2 separate regions of the Homo sapiens genome follow, and region 2 is linked to region 1. Evidence: read pairs that join two places in POLR2A ChIA-PET (ENCODE). Cell type or tissue: Panc1. All regions are shown on one strand. Links, peaks and the distances in the headings refer to the core of each region. The heading gives the core; the rest is flanking DNA. Region 1 overlaps PPP1R12A (protein phosphatase 1 regulatory subunit 12A). Region 2 overlaps PPP1R12A (protein phosphatase 1 regulatory subunit 12A).

The links. Peaks named below come from ENCODE experiments on the same cell type or tissue, not always from the same donor. Only the 100,000 strongest peaks of a DNase experiment are listed, where the experiment ranks them.
Region 2: POLR2A ChIA-PET joins it to region 1 with 7 read pairs; 5 of 35 experiments call an interaction of 5 or more read pairs at or near these places.

What each region holds. Positions count from the first base shown.
Region 1 is chr12:79,908,091-79,913,478 of GRCh38, forward strand. All of the region lies in intron 1 of PPP1R12A (protein phosphatase 1 regulatory subunit 12A), which reads right to left. Among named protein-coding and RNA genes, the nearest start is that of PPP1R12A, 24 kb to the right of the region's middle. In Panc1, for the core only: no CTCF peak of the experiment used is centred there; no DNase peak of the experiment used is centred there; H3K27ac peaks cover 673 bases.
Region 2 is chr12:79,773,580-79,778,967 of GRCh38, forward strand. It overlaps PPP1R12A (protein phosphatase 1 regulatory subunit 12A), which reads right to left. Exons shown (of 25, transcript NM_002480.3): 24 at 4,971-5,021; 25 at 1-2,436. The coding sequence ends at 2,350. It overlaps PPP1R12A-AS2 (PPP1R12A antisense RNA 2), which reads left to right. Exons shown (of 7, transcript NR_187531.1): 6 at 4,772-4,866; 7 at 4,994-5,388. Among named protein-coding and RNA genes, the nearest start is that of PAWR, 85 kb to the left of the region's middle. In Panc1, for the core only: no CTCF peak of the experiment used is centred there; no DNase peak of the experiment used is centred there.

The DNA of each region.
Region 1 (5,388 bases), core at 156-5,155:
GGTTGAAAACGTTTAGTTAGGATACTAACTAACAATTGATCTTTCCCATATAAGGCTTTCTTTAAACAATGTTAACTCTTACAGTGTCTTCCACAGTAATTAAAGAGTAGAATCCTTTCTGAAAATTCATTTCTATTTAAAACAGGGCGAGGATCCAAAGCACTGTATTTAATTATTTCAGATCTTCAAAGAACACACTGTTTGTAGTAGTGGAAGCATCTATGATAACTACCATACCTAAACTAGACTCTAGCTTTAATTTTATTCCAAAATAGGAAAAGAGCAGTTAATAATAGAAGACCCAAATGCCTTTGAATTTTTTGCTGAAACTAGGAACTGCTTTTCTTGTAGTCTTTTCATTTTTTATCTCCCTGTCATCCACAGTCCTTTAAAACATAGAAGTTCTAAACTTGGAATCAGATTATCCAATAAAAACAAACAAGATTTCAGTAATGGAAGAAATGACTTAATATGAAAGCAGAAGCTAGGAGAAAAGCAGGTATATAATCTAATATAGTTAAATTGAAAATGAAACAGAAGCATTTAATAAGGCTTTTACACAATGTCTTCTGATATAGGAACATTTTAAAGAAGTTAATGGAAATATAAAATACTAACAGAAGACCTGTGACCAGCTAGTTTGGTGTTAGATTTTAGTCATTATATGTTAACAGTGTTCAGATAAAGTTATTTAAAATCAAAGGCTGATTAAATAACCATATGCCTACAGGATTCTCAATTTCTTGTTATATACCACCCATGATTATCAACAGTGAGCCCTGGAGCAACAGAACACATTAGCTGGCAAGAGTAAGACCTTGGTGTACCCTGGATGCATCCAGGAAGTTTCTGGAACACCCCATTGGGGTAGCTTTAGGAGATAACTGACCTACCAGATTTGTTGTGGCCTATCAATTGTCCTATAATTAAGACCCAGGTATTCTTAAGGATACCATGAGGATGGAACCTGGTGATTCAAGTAGTCCAGAGGCACTATGGCATAGCGTTTGTGAGAACACTGTTCAGTCAAACTTCTCAGGTTCAACTCCCAGCCCTGTAATTTATAAGCTTTGTTGTGACCCTACAGTCACATCTGTACCTCATTTTCTTCACAGGTCTAATGGAATAATAAAATGAATAATACCTCATATGATTAATGTGATAATGTAACCGCCTAAGGCATGTCTGTTATATCCTTAAATACTATTATATAAGTGTTTACTATTTACTATTCCAACCAAATAGTTCCCTCTGAAGTCTCAAAGATGTTAATTCCCAAATAGATCCTTCTGAAGACTCAGATATTAATTCCCACAACTGTTACTAGAATCTGTTACAGTATGAACTTAAAAGTTCTGCACCCCGGCTGGGCATGGTGGCTCACGTCTGTAATCCCAGCACTTTGGGAGGCCAAGGTGAGCAGATCTCGAGGTCAAGAGATGGAGACCATCCTCACCAACACAGTGAAACCCCGTCTCTACTAAAAATACAAAAATTAGCTGGGTGTGGTGGTGGGTGCCTGTAGTCCCAGCTACTCAGGAGGCTGAGGCAGGAGAATCGTTGAACCCGGGAGGTGGAGGCTGCACTGAGCCGAGATCACGCTACTGTACTCCAGCCTGGTGACAGAACTCCGTCTTAAAAAAAAAAAAAAAAAAATTATGCATCCCAACTACAGCCTCTGCTTAATGTCATATTGCTTTGTTGTTGTTGTTGTTGTTGTTGTTGACGATGTTTTGAGACACAGTCTCACTCTGTCGCCCAGGCATCATATCCGGCTAATTTTTGTATTTTTGTAGAGAGAGAGTTTCACCATCTTGGCCAGGCTGTTTTAACTCCTGACCTCCGGTGATCCGCCCGCCTTAGCCTCCCAAAGTGCTGGGATTACAGGCCTGAGCCACCCCGCCCAGCCTGTCATATTATTTTTATAATAAAAAAGGGGAGGAATCATTTTGTAAACTGACAACAAATAACATTTATCATTTGGATGCGGATAAAGAAGAAAGCAGTTTACTGGATGAGAAAAGAGCCAATCTGAATTAGTCTAAAAGACCTAATTCAAACATAATGGGATGGGATAACTACAATATCTAATTAAAATGAACCTTAAAACCAGGCACAGTGGCTCATGCCTGTAATCCCAGCACTTTAGGAGGATGAGGTGGGAGGATCACCTGAGGTCAGGACTTCGAAACCAGCCTGGCCAACATGGAGAAACCTTGTCTCCACTAAAAATACAAAAATTAGCGGGGCTTGGTGCTAGGCGCTTGTAATCCCAGCTACTCGGGAGGCTGAGGCACAAGAATTGCTTGAACCTGGGAGGTGGGAGGTTGCAGTGAGCCGAGACGGCGCCACTGCCTGGGCAACAGAGCACGACTCCGTCAAATAAATAAATAAATAAATAAATAAATAGAACCTTAAAAAGTATACTTCAAAGTATAATCCCCATGACTTTATTCTTAAAAAAAAAAACTTTTCCAATCTTATAAGAGCTATGTAAAATTAAAATGTTTTAAATCTAGTTTATTCTACTATGATTTCACTCCTTAAAGTTAATGCATTATTCGAACATGCATGTATATATGTAAACAAACACACATAAACACATCTAATTTCAAAGGCTAGTCATAACACAAAGATGAATACTAACAGTTCAAATCATTTAGTAATTTACTAGTTTAGTGTTAAGTATATGTAGCTATTAAAATACAGAATATAGCTAGTGGCTAAAAAAGTTAGTATTACTGATTTGAAAAGGGAAAGTGGAAAGTAAAAAGCCCTAACTTCTTAATTTCTAACACAAATCACTTGAAACTTAAGCACAGAATTCTGAAGATCAATATAAATCACTGACCAAAAAACCCCCATAACTTCTTCAGTAAATAGAACACTTACAGCATCAAACAAAATCAGAGAGAATGGAAGGGATATTTTTATCTCTACGGTGAACTACTGAAATAGGTTGCTAGCAGCCATGTCCTAACCTATTTACCCCTACTACCAAATTAATCTTTCTGCAGTAGCCCTTAGTTCATTTAATCTACTGTTAGAAATTCACAATTTATGAATTAAGTTTACACTTTCAGGCTTGCTACAATCCATCCTCCCACTCTTTTTTCAGACACCTTTTCTCCATTTCCTAAAACCAACAACCCTCCAGGCGCAACACCCTGAGATTCCATTTCTATCACTCGGCTTCAGCTCCTTCCTCAGCCTCTCTCCTCTTCAGTGCATTTTATCCTAAGCGAACTAACACAGGAACAGCAAACCAAATACTGCATGTTCTCATAAGTGGAAGCTAAACAACAAAAACACATGGATACAAATAGGGCAACAACAGACACTGGGGCCTACCTGAGGGTGGAGGGTGGGAGAAGGGAGAAGATCAGAAAAAATACCATTGAGTACTAGCTTATTACCTGGGTGACAAAATAATCTGTACACCAAACCCCCATGACACGCAGTTTAACTATATAACAAACCTGCTCATGTACCCTGAAACCTGAAATAAAAGGTTTTTTTTTAAGACTTAAAAATTCTAGCAAAATATCTGTTTTACCTTGTTTAATGGAGCATCTCCCAAACATATCATAATTTTTTTTTTTTACTTAGCATGCCTTTTAACATCTTGTAAAGCACCAGCTTTCGACTGAAAAGCCATCTGAGAAAGAGCTCTTGCCTCTACTCCCGTATCAGCCTCTGGAACTGGCCTCCAGGCACAACTCTCCTCTCCACCTCCGATTCCCCCCACCCAATCTGTTCTACAGCCAGCAGCCGTCTCTTAAAAATGCAAATCTGATTAGCACTAAAGCAATTAAAACACTTTAATGCATTTCTAGGGTTCTAGTGTGAAAATGAGCTTATCAAGGTCTCCTGGATCCTCCTAGATCTGACCTCAACCTATCTCTATACTGTTTGCTATACCATTCTTCTCACCCCCTGTGCTCCAGTCACACTGGCCTTCTAGTTCCTCTGCTGAGCATGCTTTCTCCAAAGGGCTTTGCTCTGACCAGAACCTATTTCTCCACCTTTCACCAAGAATCTATCTCTCCACCCTCGACCATCAACTCTTTACCAAGTTACAACTACTGGTCTTTCAGTTCTCACTTCAATCATGACTTTCACAGACTCCATCCAAACTCTCAAAACCTTCTGTTCTTGTATAACACTTTATATTTTTCCTTCAAAATACTTAATACAACTTGCATTGATACATTTAATGAGAAGAGGGTCTTGTTTTGCTAATCTCTGTATTCCTTAGCTCCCAGTATTATGACCGGCACACACAAGGCAGGCAAACATTTTTTAAATTAATGAAACACTGCCAGGCATGGTGACTCACACTGGTAATCCCCACACTTTGGAAGGCCAAGGCGGGAGGATCGCTTGAGCCCAGGAGTTCAAGAACAGCCTGGGCAACATAGCGAGACCCCCAACTACAAAAAAATAAAAAACAGTTAGCTGGGCATGATAGCATGCACCTGCAGTCCCAACTACTCAGGTGGCTGAGGTGGGAGGATTGCTTGAGCTCAGGAGGTCAAGGCTGCAGTGAGCCGTGATTGTGCCATTGCACTCTAGCCTGGGTGACAGAGGAAAGCCTGATTTAAAAAAAAAAAAAAAAGAAGAAATAAAATTAATGAATCTCTGATAATATAATTATCACCTAATCATAATAAGAGAATCCCTATCAACTATAAACATTTTTATAACCAATCACTTTAACAAAAACCTTCAACAATCTCCTGTGGAATTTTAGCTTTAAAATGTATGTTAATCCATAGAGTACGTTTCCATTGCTACTGCATAAGTACAACCAAGCAAGAGATAAACAAATTTTAAATATATTTGAATACATTAGAAATCTCACATACTTCTTACACTAGCAGTGTATGAGAATTCTCGTTTCTCCACATCCCTTCTCAGCATTTGATATCATCAGTCTTTTGTAATTTTAGCCATTCCAGTGGTATGTGCTGATATCTATTGTGCTCTTAATTTGCATTTCTCTGGTGAATGAGATTGAATAACTTTTTGTATGTTTATTACCAATAGAATATTTTCTTTTGTGATGCATCTGTGTATTTTGTTGTTTAAAACACACATGTGCACACGCATATGCACACACAATCTTTTCCTTTATGGGTAATAATCTTTTTGTGTCCTGTTTAAAAATCTTTTCCCTACCCGAAGGTTATGAAGATATTCTCATAGTTACCTTCCAGAGTATCTATTACTTTTGTATTTCACATTTAGATCTACAATCCAACTGGAATTTATTTTTGTGTATGGTATAAGGTACGGGGGAGATGAAGATGAACTTTTTCCCCATATAGACAGGTTGACAAGACTCTCTTTTCCCCACTTTTCTGAAATGCCACCTTTATCATAAAT
Region 2 (5,388 bases), core at 311-5,310, 130 kb before region 1:
ACAGCTTTATGTAAAATATATAAACATTTGTCCAAATTGGTACACAGATTGCATAAATATGGCAATTAAGATTGCATTTACAGATGTGCATGTACAATGCTGTGCAAATTATCACAATATTACAATTTCAGAAATTATTCAAATTGGTATCCAAGTAAAGCAATTAGTGAAAAAATACCCATGCAGAATTTAAATATCTCAGAACAAAATTTAAAATGTCTTCATTAAAAGTTCACACATTTAAAATAGTTTTATTCATTTTATTTGTATATGTCAAAATACATTTTTATTTCCAAAATAGTGGGTTTTGCAACTAGTTTCATGCAGAAACAAGGTCTGCTCAATACTACCAATAAAATCAATATAGCACAGTAGCTGTTCAGTTTTAGATACAAAGAATAAATAACCTAAATACAAAACACTAAAATATTAGAAACATGTATTTAATCATTCTTCACAGGCATCCAAACTTCACAAATATAAACCATAGCATGCCTAACTGTTGTGCAACCAGAACATGTTGCAGTCACTCAAACTGATCAGTTATCTGTATATTTTACCTCCACATAAGACCATGGAAATTCTCAATATTCAGACCTACCATTCATACAGTTCAAATATAACCAAAAATAAAACTCCCACAACTATCCTTGTACCTTTAAAATCAAGAATCCTGAGCTTGGTAGTAAGAGCATAACCTTATATCTTCATAAAACCAATCGAGAGAGAGAGGACTTAAAATCCTGCTTACCAAAACACCCTTCCCCAACCCCAAAGTAATCTAAAATAGGCAGTAGAACACAATGACCTTTTAAAATGAAGGGGTACAAATTCACATTTAATATAGTATACAATACAATCAATAATACAATCAGCTACTATAAGCTTTACAATGTACAATTTATTCAAATGGCTGAACTGTTCAGTGGTTAAGGAGACAGTTATGTGCCAGAAAGATGTAGTATTTTTTGCATGGTTTAATGAAAATATAAAAGCTATTTGTCCAAATAAAAGCCATCGTCACTATGTACTTGGTTTTGCGCTTTTTTTTCCTTAAAAAAAAAAAAAGGCCACTGAAATGTATAAAATGGTCTGAACATGATGGTGGTATCAAAGTCGATGCCTCTTCACATGGCAATAACAGTGCATTTAACATTAACTCACGGGTTAATTCTGCAAATGATTTCATAGCATTACTTTGGCTAGCACAACAGTTTTAGACAGCACTCAGATAAATATAGGTATGTGAAATGTAAAGCAATTATCTTATGCAACTTTAATTATGGTTGAGTACTATCAAGTGAAAACTGAAAATAAAAGCACTTTACAGTAGGAAACTTTTGTAAAGATAGGGCTCCACATAATGTGTAACTTTTAAAGTCTTTATATCACATTGTTAGCAAATTTTGTTTTTTAACACTATCATGGAGTAGCCTACTCTGCATTAGCAGACATTTGAAATAAGAAATAGTCAAGCATGCCATGTGGTGGTCTAAAAATCAAAACAATACACTTATTTGTATATACAGCATCACTCAGTACCTGCTAAAATGAATGTGAAGATTACAGAATCTAACATCTTATACTACAATAAAAAAAAAGTGACCAATGAAGCAGAAAATAGGAATTAAAAGATCTAACCTCAAATGACTTTAAAGCATTCATATAAGAAATAAATGCATATTGCACAAACAGTGAAAGCATATGTTCCACCAAGCAATTCAGTTCCAGGTGGGAGACAACACAGCATTAGCCTAATACATGACAATAATCACAGAAGAGCAAGTGTTCTTTTCTGTAATGAAAAAGCTGTGAAAACATAGAAGACTCTGCCACATGAAGAGTTTAGAAGGAAAAAATACAAACCCAAACTTAGATGAAAAGCCAAAAAATTTAAATATCGAAAAACTCGAAACTGTGGCACATCAAAAAATGTTGAGTAACTGTCTTCTGTGAGAGCTGAAAGTTTTTGTTGACACAAAAGTATTTATGTACAACTAAGGCTTACTGGTTAAATATCTGAGGCATATCTGGCCTTGAACACTTTCCTTATATGCTGGAGCTGTAAACAAGTTTTCTCAGTCATTAAAAAAAAATCTTCTCAGCAGCTGCATTAACATGAAACAATGGTCTTGATTAAAAAAAAAAAACAAAAAACAAACCAACAACAACAAAAACACCCCAGAAAATTAAACAAAATGAAACAAAAATTCTAGATAAGAGGGCATTTGGCAGGATATCCGAAAATGACAGTCTCCAAGGATTCTTCCCAGACTTCCAGTGACTGCCAATTATGGTCCACTGGGTTACTAATATGTGCAATTCCATTACTTGCTGCTTTTTTTTTTTTTATTTGGAAAGTTTGCTTATAACTCTGATCAAGGCCCCATTTTCATCCTTTAGCCTCTGGTTGTCTGCTTTTAGGTCTGGTAACATCTATAAAGAGAAAAATTGAAGATCAAGTTTTACCTTCAATATTAAAAGATAAAACATTATTCTTAATAAATGTTATATTTTCACCACAAAACACATGATCAAGCTTTGTCAGTTATATATATTTCTAGTATCTAAAACATGTATCAGGAAGAAGGAAAAAAACCACACCTGGATTTGTAAAGCTAATTAGTTTCATAAATGCTGGAATGAAAGGTTTATTCTCTCCAAATTTTCCATTGAAATTTACTAAATCACTTGATTTTATGACTCACAAGCACACCACATTCCAGCAGCCAAGACAAGCCTGTTTTTGTTAGGATAGGCTCTTAAAAGAGGTTCCTGTCAGCACCTAAACCAAAGACTTTTGCTTTTATGTATGTCAGACCTAAAATCATAATACTTAATATTGTTCCACAAGAAAGTCAAACTACCTAGGAAAACATTGAGGAAATTAGACTTGTTCTAAATTATTAAAATTCCTTAAACGATTCACCTACAGTAGCTCAGTTTAAAATGCCTAAACAATGTCCGATCCCAGATAGATGCTTATTAAATGGTAACAAGCAATTACTATTATTAGAATAGTGCATCATGTTTAAGCTAAAGTAGAAAGTCTGTATCTATGATCCAACTATTACAAAAATAACCAATTTTGAAGCAAATAGCCTCATATCTTCAAACAACACATCTCAATTTTCTGTTGTTTTACAGACAAATTGATGAAGGGGTGAAAATATTACAAGTTAACTGAATACTCTACTAAGGATGATTAAAACTGTATGTTCTTTGCCAGTTTCACTAGGAAATGAAATAGCTCATATTTTTGGTCCCTAAACCATACTTTCCAAAATAGTCCTCTTTCCTCAGTTTTCAAAATGTATTAGTTTATCTAACTTGATAAAAGTAAAACTTCTATTTGCAAAACTAGGTAAAGCAAAATCTTTAAGAAGATTTAATTTTACGTGGAACCAATATGTTCTTATCTGTGTTCAGAATCTTTAAGATATAAAATATAGTAATATTAAGTTTATTCATTTGAATATTTGTAATATAAACTTAAATATAAACTAATGTGGTTCTGACTTCAAATGACATTATTTTGAAAAACATAATGCATGCTTAATCTTCAGCTTCAAAATATATTAATTATATGTAAAATGTTATATACTGTTGGTTTTCTCTCTAGTAAAGAACTGTAAATAATAGTCATATTTTAAGTCCTAAAATATCTGTATAGCTAAAAAATGTGCAAAAGCTTTACAAAAGTACAGATAAGTCTTTAACTTAAATTCCAAAATCATCCCTAATTTTAATGTAGCTCATCAATTGCAATATACAATTAGTGACAATTTCTAACATTCTAAGAAGCCATGCATAATTAGTTATATGATATGCTCCAGACACAATGGCATTAATTTGTAAAAGTGAGCTCTTACAAAACACGCCTACTAATATAAAAACACCTGCCTGGCTCTACCAAGAAGAAATGATGAAACTAAAAATTATAGGTTCACAGACTGCAGTTGCCTATAGAACCCTGAGCGCTTGGCTACCACTCTTGTCAAGGCCCTATTCTCAGTCAGCAGTCGCTCATTTAACTCCCTCAGAGATTGAATTTGCTTTATTTGGTGCAGGTTCTGCAGGAATCAGAACATAAAGAAATAGGAATAAAAAATAAGAAAATGGAAAAGAGTATAATAAGAATGTAATCACAGGTAATTTTTTAAAAATATTACGTCTTAAAGGAACAAGAGATTCAGAAAGGTAAACACTGTATTCCTAAAATTCTATTTCAAACTAAGTAATACATAAGCAAACAAAATACAAAAGATTTGTCTCCAATCTTCAAAGCCATTCAATAATGGTCTAATAACAAACCAAACAATTTAATAATGAAATATCTAAATCTTGAACTTCTAATTCTGTGGGTACAATATACTTACTATGCACTGGTTCATTAATTCACAATGTGATAAAGATTTTATGAAGGACAGTGTGGTAAGAGGTAATCAATTAACTATGCTACTTGTGAAGACATTCAAAACATAATTATTTCTATAGGTAATATGGAGTTTGATAAAATACAGCTCTGCCTGTTCACTCCCCTAATGTCCTTTACTTTCAAAGGAGAACATTTTATAGTAACCCCCTCCACTACTTACTCGCCAAAAAACATGAAAGTATATAGAAACATAAAGAATAAATAATAAATCCTACATCTTATTATTATTGTCTAACTTTTTCTATACCTGAACAGCAAAAGTGCTACACAAATTAATTATCAAAATAATTCGGGTTTTATTTTTTATTTTATTTTTGCTCCTTCTTTTCATAGGTGTTAAGATTTGGGTTTTAGACCCTCTTCTGGCTCACTAAAACCTGGATTCAGGAAGAAAGAGAAGCACCAGATATAGACAGTTCACAAATTGGGTAATCAGCTTTGAGAACAATTAATGTAAACCATATCTATAATAGTATTTTAAACATTAATACATAAACAGCACTCTCTCTCATAAGTAACATAGTTTACTTACTTTGAGCTCTTCTTCCATTTCAGATATTCTTCTTTCTAGAGCTCTTCGTTCCTAGATCGATTTAAGGTACCAATGTTAGTTATATAATTATTATATTCTTAAGTCTTCTTCTATACTGTGAAATAGTGATACTTCAGAATTAAAGGTCCAATCAGGAGCAGTGTAGAAAAGATGTGATGCCAGTGATATGTAAAGAGCTTTCCAAAATTTGACAAAAATAAATATGAAGATCTTTATCCTTAGAGTACAAGCTCTTAATTTAAAGCTTTGACTTTCTGGGAAGATGCTACATAACATATTCAAACTACTTTTTGAGTTCATGTAAAACTTAGAGTGAATCAATACTCAAGACTGAAGACTGTACAGAGAAGAAAAACAAAACTCACACAAAGATGCAATCATATTACAGTGACAGAAG